3 separate regions of the Homo sapiens genome follow, and all the other regions are linked to region 2. A link is a contact called in ENCODE Hi-C data. All regions are on one chromosome and are shown on one strand. The core of a region is the stretch at or near the end of the contact, and the rest is flanking DNA. Distances in the headings are between cores, read along the strand shown. Region 1 holds the start of FBXO31 (F-box protein 31). Region 2 holds the start of HSBP1 (heat shock factor binding protein 1). Region 3 holds the start of BANP (BTG3 associated nuclear protein).

What was found. Hi-C counts contacts between places; a loop is a spot of excess contacts on that map. Pooled maps may share reads with other maps.
Region 1: a pooled map shows a loop between it and region 2 (14-fold over the local background). The contact joins the promoter of FBXO31 here to the promoter of HSBP1 in region 2. A Hi-C loop is called at or near these places in 2 of 37 single-sample maps with no recorded cell type and 9 of 50 pooled maps.
Region 3: a map of CD8-positive, alpha-beta T cell shows a loop between it and region 2 (26-fold over the local background). The contact joins the promoter of BANP here to the promoter of HSBP1 in region 2. A Hi-C loop is called at or near these places in 2 of 168 maps with a recorded cell type or tissue (CD4-positive, alpha-beta T cell and CD8-positive, alpha-beta T cell), 1 of 37 single-sample maps with no recorded cell type and 6 of 50 pooled maps.

What each region holds. Positions count from the first base shown.
Region 1 is chr16:87,381,884-87,385,085 of GRCh38, forward strand. FBXO31 (F-box protein 31) reads right to left here and starts at 1,893. Exons shown (of 9, transcript NM_024735.5): 1 at 1,522-1,893. The coding sequence starts at 1,861. It overlaps TRM-CAT6-1 (tRNA-Met (anticodon CAT) 6-1), which reads right to left and starts at 2,211; the gene lies at 2,139-2,211. LOC124903747 (a long non-coding RNA gene) reads left to right here and starts at 2,050. Exons shown (of 2, transcript XR_007065168.1): 1 at 2,050-2,313. RefSeq lists silencers at 1,249-1,488, 1,629-2,288 and enhancers at 1,696-2,349, 2,350-3,001.
Region 2 is chr16:83,806,368-83,809,295 of GRCh38, forward strand. HSBP1 (heat shock factor binding protein 1) reads left to right here and starts at 1,611. Exons shown (of 4, transcript NM_001537.4): 1 at 1,611-1,754; 2 at 2,313-2,379. The coding sequence starts at 1,710. RefSeq lists an enhancer at 1,405-1,906 and silencers at 1,564-1,740, 1,758-2,047.
Region 3 is chr16:87,949,892-87,952,823 of GRCh38, forward strand. It overlaps BANP (BTG3 associated nuclear protein), which reads left to right and starts at 1,543. Exons shown (of 14, transcript NM_001386991.1): 1 at 1,543-1,624. RefSeq lists enhancers at 899-1,208, 1,468-2,110 and silencers at 1,399-1,698, 1,709-1,828, 1,859-1,918, 1,939-2,038.

The DNA.
Region 1 (3,202 bases), core at 643-3,142, 3.6 Mb after region 2:
CACGGTGGCACGCATCTGTAGTCCCAGCTACTTGGAGGCTGATGCGGGAGAATCACTTGAACCTGGGAGACGGAGGTTGCAGTGAGCCAAGACCGCGCCACTGCACTCCACAGCCTGGGTGACAGAGTGAGACTCCGTCTCAAAAAAAAAAAAGAAGGAAGTGCATCCCACCGAGACAATCTCAGAAGTTCCCAAGGATACATGTCAATCTCCTAAATTTCTATAAAATGCACAAAGCAGTCTTCAAAGCACTGTTTATGCATGGAAAAAATGCAGACTTCAAAGCTTATCAGTGAGGGACGAGTCTGTGCTACATGCAGGGAGTGAAATACTATGTAGCATTGTTTACACTACACTGTCTCTAAGAGAATATATATTGCATTATATCCTTTAGGGAAGAAGGTACACACGACTCAGAGGTTTTTTAAAATGTTAAGAGTGGTTTATTTTTGACTGCTGGGGTCTCTGATGGTATTTACTTTGTTCCTTTTGCTGTTCTGCATCGCTTGGATGTTTTCTAACCTGTCCTTTTTACCTAAATATGAGCTGCTTGAACATCAAAGAGCTGTCAACCTTTAAACAGAGAGAGCCTTGAACTCCAGATTAAATAAACATCTCCTCCTGTGATCTGTTACATCCAATATTGCTGAAGGCAAAAGTCCAGCCCGCACCGCTGTGATCCATCCGTCTCTCTACGCCCCCACCATCAGGAGCCCCCGACACTGGGCTTCCCCTACTCCCGTAATTTTTTTTGTTGCTGTTGTTTGAGACCAAGTCGCACTCTGTCGCCTAGGGTGGAGTGCAATGGCCCAGATGTTGGCTCAGTGCAACCTCCGCCTCCCGGGTTCAAGCCATTCTTCTGCCTCACCCTCCCGAGTAGCTGGGATTACAGGCGCCCGCTACCACGCCCGGCTAATTTTTGTATTTTTGTAAGTAGAGACGGGGTTTTACCATCTTCACCAGGCTGGTCTCGAACTCCTGACCTCAGGTGACCCGCCCGCCTCGGCCTCCCTAAGTGCTGAGATTACAGGCGTGAAACCGCGCCCGGCCTGCTCCCATTTCTTCAAGTTCACCTCGTCTCTGGTCAGGGCCAGCGGGGCACCCTCGGCTCGCCTTCAAGACAGGGGCAGAGGAGGCGGCCCCCAGGCGTCAGCTTAGGCCCCGCGCAGACCTCGAGGGATCCCAGCCCCAGCTCCCGGCACGGCCTCGGCCCCGTGGTGTCCCGTGCCCCGCGTCAGGGCCTCTTCGATGCCTCCCTGACGCCCTCAACCCCTCCCTACCCCGTCTGCCTCTCTTGGACCCCTCGGACCCTCCCTAACCGCCTCAAATACCTCCCTGGCCCCCTCAACGTGGTGTCACCGCGGCCGCTCCCCACCCACACCCAAAACACCACATCGCCGGGCCCCGCGCCCAACTGGTGGCCCCCGGCCGGGGCCACCGCCCCCGCCACTCCCAGCTCCGAGGCCTCCACCTGGCAGGGACCCCCCGCCCCTCCCGGCCCCGCCACCCCCGCGCGCTCACCCTCACGGCAACGCCTCCTCCAGATGGTGTCGGTGTGGAGGATGCGCCGGAACTTCGTGCAGACCTGGGCCAAGCTGGGTAGGTCCGTGCCCGGCAGCGACGCGAAGATCTCCACCAGCAGCTCGGGCGGCAGCTCCAGCAGCGAGCAGCGCGGGGGCGGCGGCGAGGGGCCCGCGCACAAGCCGCCCCCGACCCCGGCGCTAGCCTCGATGCGCTCCTCCTCGGGGTCTGTGTCCGGCTCGCTGTCGGCCGCCGCCGTCTCGGCCGGGCCCCGGCGCTGCTGGCGGCGCCGACATCCGCGCGACGGGCCCACGCCGCAAAGGCGAGCACACACCGCCATGCCGCCCAGTGACGGCCACTGCTGCCGCCTGTGCGCACGCTCCAGCGCGGCCCCGCCCCGCCAGCGCCGAGCCACGCCCCCGCCGCAGAGCTCGCCACGCCCCCTGGAGAGCCTAGCCCCGCCCCTACGTAGAGCTCCGCCCCGGCCGCGCCACCCCCTCCCCGCGGGGCGGCGACCTCAGAGACCCCGCACTGCTGCCCTCCCCTCCAGCGTGAGGGCGCCGCCCGTGACGGGCATGAGAAAAGAAAGTGGTGATGCCGAGTGCAAAACGTTAGACTGCCCCGTGTGAGGCTCGAACTCACGACCTTCAGATTATGAGACTGACGCGCTGCCTACTGCGCTAACGAGGCTGCTCGGCGACCACTTCGCGCCGCGGCTTTTGTGGAGATAGGGGTCGCCCCTCGCGCCCGTGCGTCCCGCTTCCGGCGCCCGAAACTGTGCCGCGCCGGCCGGTGAGTAGAAAGATGCGCCTTACAGCCTCCAAATACAGAGGCAGCAGCCAGAACCCCAAAGGGCGCCTAGAAGCCCTTTTGTCCATTGAAACAACGCGCGTTCCATCGTCTCCGCCTTATGGTAACCAAAAGGCCCGAGCTGCGGAGCTCTGCAGGGACCTTCGGGGATCCCGAGCTCCCTGCGGAAGCCCCGGGGAGGGCTTGGAGGGGCGGCGGCCGGCGCGGCCCAAGAGATCCGGGGATGCGCGCCCGGTCTGGAAAGGGAGGCCCTGCCATGCGGCGCCGCCCAAAGGGCGCCTGTTCCTGCAGCTGCTGGGAGCCGCGCACGCCTGCTCCAGCTGGGCTCCGCCGAGGCCGCTGAGCGGGGTCGTCTCCCAGGTCCGCGGGTGGTGACCGCGAAGGCGTCCTCTCACCTGAGCAGCCGCGCACGTCGCCGTGGGCTCGCCTCGGACCCCATCTCTTGGAGGCCCAGGCGGGAGTATCAATCGAGGCCAGGAGCTCGAGACCGGCCTGGGCAATACAGCGAGACCCTGTCTACAAAACAAAATTTTAGAAAGAGAAGCTGAGACGGGAGGATCGCTTGATCCCAGGAGGCCGAGGCTGTAGTGACCCGTGATGGTGCCACTGCACTTCAGCCTGGGCAACACAGCGTGACCCTGTCTCCAAAACAAACAAAAAACAAAAATAGCCACAAATGGCTGGGCGCGGTGGCTCACGTCTGTAATCCCAGCACTTTGGGAGGCGGAGAAGGGTGCATCACCTGAGGTCAGGAGTTTGAGACCCGCCTGACCAACATGGTGAAACCCTGTCTCTTCAAACAAACAAACAAACAAACCACACAGGCCAGGCGCAGTGGCTCACGCCTGTAATTCTAGCACTTTGGGAGGCC
Region 2 (2,928 bases), core at 361-2,860:
TTAAAACACTGAGATATTTTTATTTCAAGTAGTCGGGTAAAGCACTAGCCAAATACCAGTTGACAACAGCCAATTACAAAAAAGTTGTGTATACTTACACAGAAAGGAAGATCTCTCTATAGGAAAGGATGAGGTGTGAAGGGTGAGGGGCAAAGGTGTGAGTGAGGGGGAAGGGGTGGTAAAGGGAGTTGAAGTCTCATGCCTCAAGGCCAACTGGATTCCGGGTTTGTTAGAGACACTGGTGGGTCTGGCAGAGGCGTTTGAACAAGAGCAACTCCATCTCGAATAGGAGCTGGGTAAACTGAGGCTGAGAACTACTGGGCTGCATTCCCAGACAGTTAAAGGATTCTAAGTCACAGGATGGGATAGGAGGTCAGCACAAGGTACAGGTCATAAAGACCTTGCTGATAAAACAGCTTGCGGTAAAGAAGCCGGCCAAAACCCACCAAAACCAAGATGGCAATAAGAGTGAACCCTGCTTGTCTTCATTGCTACACTCCCATTACCGCTATGACAGTTTACAAATGCCATGGCAACGTCAAGAAGTTACGCTATATAGTCTAAAAAGGGGAGGCATGAATCACCCACCCCTGGTTTAGCATATAATCAAGAAATAACTATAAAAATGAGCAACCAGCAGCCCTCAGGGCTCTGTCTATGGAGTAACCATTCTTTTATTCCTTCATTTTCTTAAACTTGCTTTCACTTTACAGACTCGCCCTGAATTCTTTCTTGCATGAGATCCAAGAACCCCCTCTCTTGGGGTCTGGATCAGGACCCTTTCCCGTAACAGCTCTAACACCTTACAGCCTCTCCCTAGCTAAAGTCAAACTGGAGCTGACCCCTCACATAGCACAGTCCTTAAATGAGATGTGTGAAAGTTTCCAGAACATGCCAGGCCCGCAGTCAAGGACTCTCCTATCCCCTTGCCATGAGACCCAATCCTAAAGACCACCTGTGGGGTTGGAACTTGAGGTTCCAAATCAGCAGTGCCCACCTCCTTCAACACCCAAACCCACAGTCTAACCCTGATGCCGGAAGCCTTCCCCACTCAACAGCAGGCATTGCGTGGAGTGAAAGAAGCCAGGCATGATGGACAGCTTCCTGTCTGAATCCCCTCATATGAACCTGACGGGCACAATGAACCTACTGGGCTAAACTCCAGACGCTGGCCACCTTCATAGGGTGGAGATGACAGAACAGGACAGGAGCCATGGGGCTCCCGGGGCGGGTAGGGGTGGGTCATGTTCCTTGGCTTGGGGGCAGTTACAAGGGTACAGTGGGGCTTGTTGAAGGGCAAAAGTTCTGTAAGTTCGTCCCGACAGGCCAAAGAAACCCCAGAGCCGTCTTTCGACTGACTACAGCCTGGAAGAGAGGCCAAGACCACTCCCTGCCTCTATTGCTCCATTTCTGAGTTGGTCTCACTTTCCACCCCACTGACGGCGCGCTGCGTGAGGGGCGGGGCATAGAGGGAGGGGAGGGGCTATGCGAAAGAAGGCGGGGAGAGTGGGGTGGGGCCGCTCCTTGGAACGGAAGCGCGCGGCCTCGAGGCCCTTCCGGTGCGGGAGAAACTACTACTCCCATAATGCCCCGCGGTCCCGCGAGCTGCCAGTCTCGTCGCGAGAAGCAGCGGCCCGGGGCGACTGAGCGGACAAACGGAAGTGTAGGTTACGGTCTGAGACATCACCGCCAAGCTGGGCATCGGGGAGATGGCCGAGACTGACCCCAAGACCGTGCAGGACCTCACCTCGGTGGTAAGGGACGGCTGTGAGGGCCGGAGGCCGCGGCCTTCCCGGGCGGCGCCGGGCCAAGCCCTGCTGGACAGAGGCGCGCCCACCGCGGCCGCGCGTGGCGTCTGCCGAGGCCCCGTTTCTGGAAGCGTCTCTGGCCGAGGCTCCCGGCCACCTTGACCCCCGGGGCGCTCGGTGCGGGCCAGTCTCCCCGCGGGCGCCCCCAAGCCCGACCCCTTCCAGTAGCCCCATTCATCTGTCGCGAACGCCCTCCGGGTCCCTCCCGCCTACCTCTGACACCCTCCCCGCCCTTCAACTCCTCACACACCCCCGGGTGCCCCAGCCCGGCAGAAACAACCTAAAGACCCTGAGCTTTGAGTCGCAGCGGCCTCCCCAGCCCAGCAGTCTAATTGGACAGGTTGGAAAACGGAAGCCCAGAGAAGGAAGATCTTGCTGAAGGCCGCACAGCTGTCCAGAGGCAGAAATGGGGCTGGAACCCCGGGACCAGGGCTTGCGTCCTGATCCCAGGAAGTTGTCTCAGGATCGATGTGGACCGTGTTTGTTTGTTTCGGTTTTTCTTAGGTGCAGACACTCCTGCAGCAGATGCAAGATAAATTTCAGACCATGTCTGACCAGATCATTGGGAGAAATATCCTTTTTATCTGCAGTCGGCCTCCTGTGGGCCTTTGGAGCCTATTTGCCGGGCAGTGGTGGGGATAAATGAGTAGTTTTCAGGCTAGCTTCAGCCATTCACTTGTAGAATTTGAGCTTGGATTGTACTGTGTTTCTGAGAAGGACTGCGCCGAGAGCTAGGGGCAAAGCTGAGTTAGACTCCTGGCTCAAGGAGCATACGTCTACCAATCCTAATAGCTGGTGTGGTGGACCATGCACTGTGAACTAAGCGCTTTTGTGTGTGTCTTTTGATGCTCAGCATGACCTTATGAGTGGGTTGTAGTGTTATCATCTTTAGCAAATGAATAAATTGAGGTTTAGGGGTTCCATCACTAGTAAGGGTCAGGGCTGGAATCCGATGCGGGGTAGCCATGCCCCACAGTCCTGTACTCTTACCCACCAGCGTGTAACAGTGTCGAAAGAAAATTGGAAGACCAGTTTCCCTAAAGTCGTTGTGTTTAAGGCTGTAGTCTGCAGGGACGGGAGGAAAAAGGCTCAATGAGATGTTGGCACGCGTTGTCTTTAA
Region 3 (2,932 bases), core at 293-2,792, 4.1 Mb after region 2:
TCTTGAGACGGAGTCTCGTTCTGCTGCCCAGGCTGGAGTCCAGTGGCGCCATCTCGGCTCACTGCAAGCTCCGCCTCCCGGGTTCACGCCATTCTCCCGCCTCAGCCTCCCGAGTAGCTGGGACTACAGGCGCCTGCCACCGCGCCGGGCTAATTTTTTGTATTTTTAGTAGAGACGGGGTTTCACCGTGTTAGCCAGGATGGTCTCGATCTCCTGACCTCGTGATCCACCCGCCTCGGCCTCCCAAAGTGCTGGGATTACAGGCGTGAGCCGCCGCGCCCGGCCAGCATTTTCTTTTTCCCAGTGAAAATAGCTGCCTCGCCCTGTGTTTGGGAGCTCAAAGGCATTCTTGCTCATTGCAAATAATTGAGGAAACAGAGGCGAGTATAAAGAAGAAAATGAAAGGCAAGGTAATCCTAGATTAGCAGAGGGAGATAACCAGGAATGACATTTCTGGGAACTGCGCTATGGTTTGGGAATTTTTTCCTGTGATTACCCACAAACGCACATTTGCACATTTATTCTACGTGTGCACATTCACGTCATCACTTTTTTTTTTTTTGAGACAGAGTCTCGCTCTGTCGCCAGGCTGGAGTGCAGTGGCGCGATCTCGGCTCACTGCAACCTCTGACTCGCGGGCTCAAGCGATTCTCCTGCCTCAGCCTCCCGAGTAGTTGGGATTACAAGGCGCCCGCCACCACGCCCGGCATAATTTTGTATTTTTAGTAGAGACAGGGTTTCGCCATGTTGGCCAGGCTGGTCGCGAACCCTTTACCTCAGGTGTTCCGCCCGCCTTGGCCTCCCACAGGGCTGAGATTACAGGCGTGATCCACCGTGCCCGGCCGCCATCACTTATTTATATTATGTGTTACCTATAGGACTTATCTAAGACCATAATCACTGCCGCGTGTGCTAAGTCCCGCGCGCGTGCACTCAGGCCCCTCTGGATAGACACTGGGGACCCCTGACCACTTATGTCAGGGAAAACGCCACCAAGCGCTCCGGAACCTCAGGGCAGGACCCGCCGCAGCAGCAGGTAGGACCCGCTGGGGGCGCACAGCCCACCTGAGACATCGTAACTACAAGTCCCAGCAACCCTTGGTGCGGGGACAGGACGGGCCACCGGAGTCCGGAGAGACTACAAGTCCCGGCAGGCATGGCCCAGACGCAGGGACTACGAGTCCCCGAATGCATGGCTCCCAGCTTGCGCAGGGCACCCTGGGAGGTGTAGTAGTTGAGGGAGCTAATGCGTATTCATTCCGTCTCAAAGAAGATGCAAATTCCTCAGACCGTCCACTGAGGTGATTGTTCTCACGCAGGCCATGGGCGTGGGCGAAAAACGGGGGGAAAAAAGCCCTGGGAAGCCGGTACCGTCGCGGAAGAAGGCCGCCTGCGCATGCTCACCAGGAGGCCGAGCGGGAAAAGCGCGCGCAGCTGGCCTCACTGCCACAGGGGTGCCCCGCCCCCGGGCCCGCGCGCCCAGTGAGCCTGCGCGGAGGGCGGGGGCCGAGCGTCGCGGGGAGGGGCTCGCGGCGCCTGCGCAGAGCGGCGGCTTCTCTCGCGAGGACGGACGCCATTATCGCATCTCCCCGACAAACACCACGAGAATTCCGCAGCCCACACGGTAATTGCAGCTCCCGCAGCCGGTCGCGCCTCCGCCTCCCCCTTCCCGCGGGGCGAGAGCGAGAGCGAGATCTCCCTCCTCCCTCCTCCTCCCGCCCGCCGGGCCGCCCGCGCCGCAGCCCCGCCGCCGCCAACCGCCCGGGCCGGGCGATCGCCCCCCGGGCCCCGCTCCCCGTCCCCGGCCGCGCCCCGGAAGAGGGGCTCCCGCTTCCTCGCTTCCGCACCCCCGGCCCCACCGCGCCCGGCGTCCGTTGAGCCGCGGCTGCCGCAGCCCGGCCCGGGGGCCTCGCGCTCCCGACCTCTGTCCCGGGCCTCGCCCCGCGGGAAGGACCCGGAGCCACGGCGGGGAGACTGGAAAGGCCTAGAACCGCGCCCGGGCTCCTCTGGGGCCCGAAGTCTCCCAAGGGGGTCGCTCCTGCCAGCCAGGCGGGAGCGACAGGCATCGTTTTTGTGCCTCCTCCGTGGCTGTGGACCGGAGCCCCATAGCCCAGGACTTGCACACGCAAGGGGCGCTCTCGGGGACCGCAGACCTCGGCGACGACCCCAGCCCGTCCCCCGAGGGGCCCCGATGAACGAGGACCTCGGGGTGCCCCCTCCCCAGCACGTTTGTGCGATTTCTGTGATCTAGTCCTTAAGGAAGGTGGCCGTTTTCTTTTTCCCCCCTAGGATGCAGAAAGTAGATGACATTCCATCCACACTGTGTGAGCAAATTGGAGAGATTGCCTTGATAGAGGACTGATGTTTTTCACTGATGAGATGGTAGGGGTTGTCTTGCTATTGGAGAAATACATCATCCCTGAAGAACTGTGAGCAAGTGGAGCGAGTGTGGGCTTTGAAGGGTAGCGAGCTTGCACCCTGACCGGGGAGGGCCCGGGTCACACAGTTGTTGATGTGGAACAGGTAATTGCCCTGTTTGGAGTTGCCTGTTCTGCCCAGGAATGTACTCCAGGGCCTGATGGCGATGCTGGAACTCGCACTACAGTAAATAATTGATAAGAGGAGGCAGTTGTAGGGTTCACTTTTAGCTGGAAGTTCTTAGGGGACAGAAAAATAACTTGGAGTAGTGAGTGGTTCTGAGTAAGCTCAGGAAACGTCAAATAAAAACTGGATCTGGTCATTTAACACGCAGCTCGCAGATATCCAGTGCTAGAAGAAAACACCAAAACGCGGTAAAATTCTGTATGTGGGTCCACTTCCCGTGTCTGGCGATTAAAATAAGAATATATTCTTGCGATGTTGGATTCTGTCATCATTGGCGTTAATATTTTTATTTTTTTGGAGATAGGGTTTCACTCGGTCCCCGAGACTG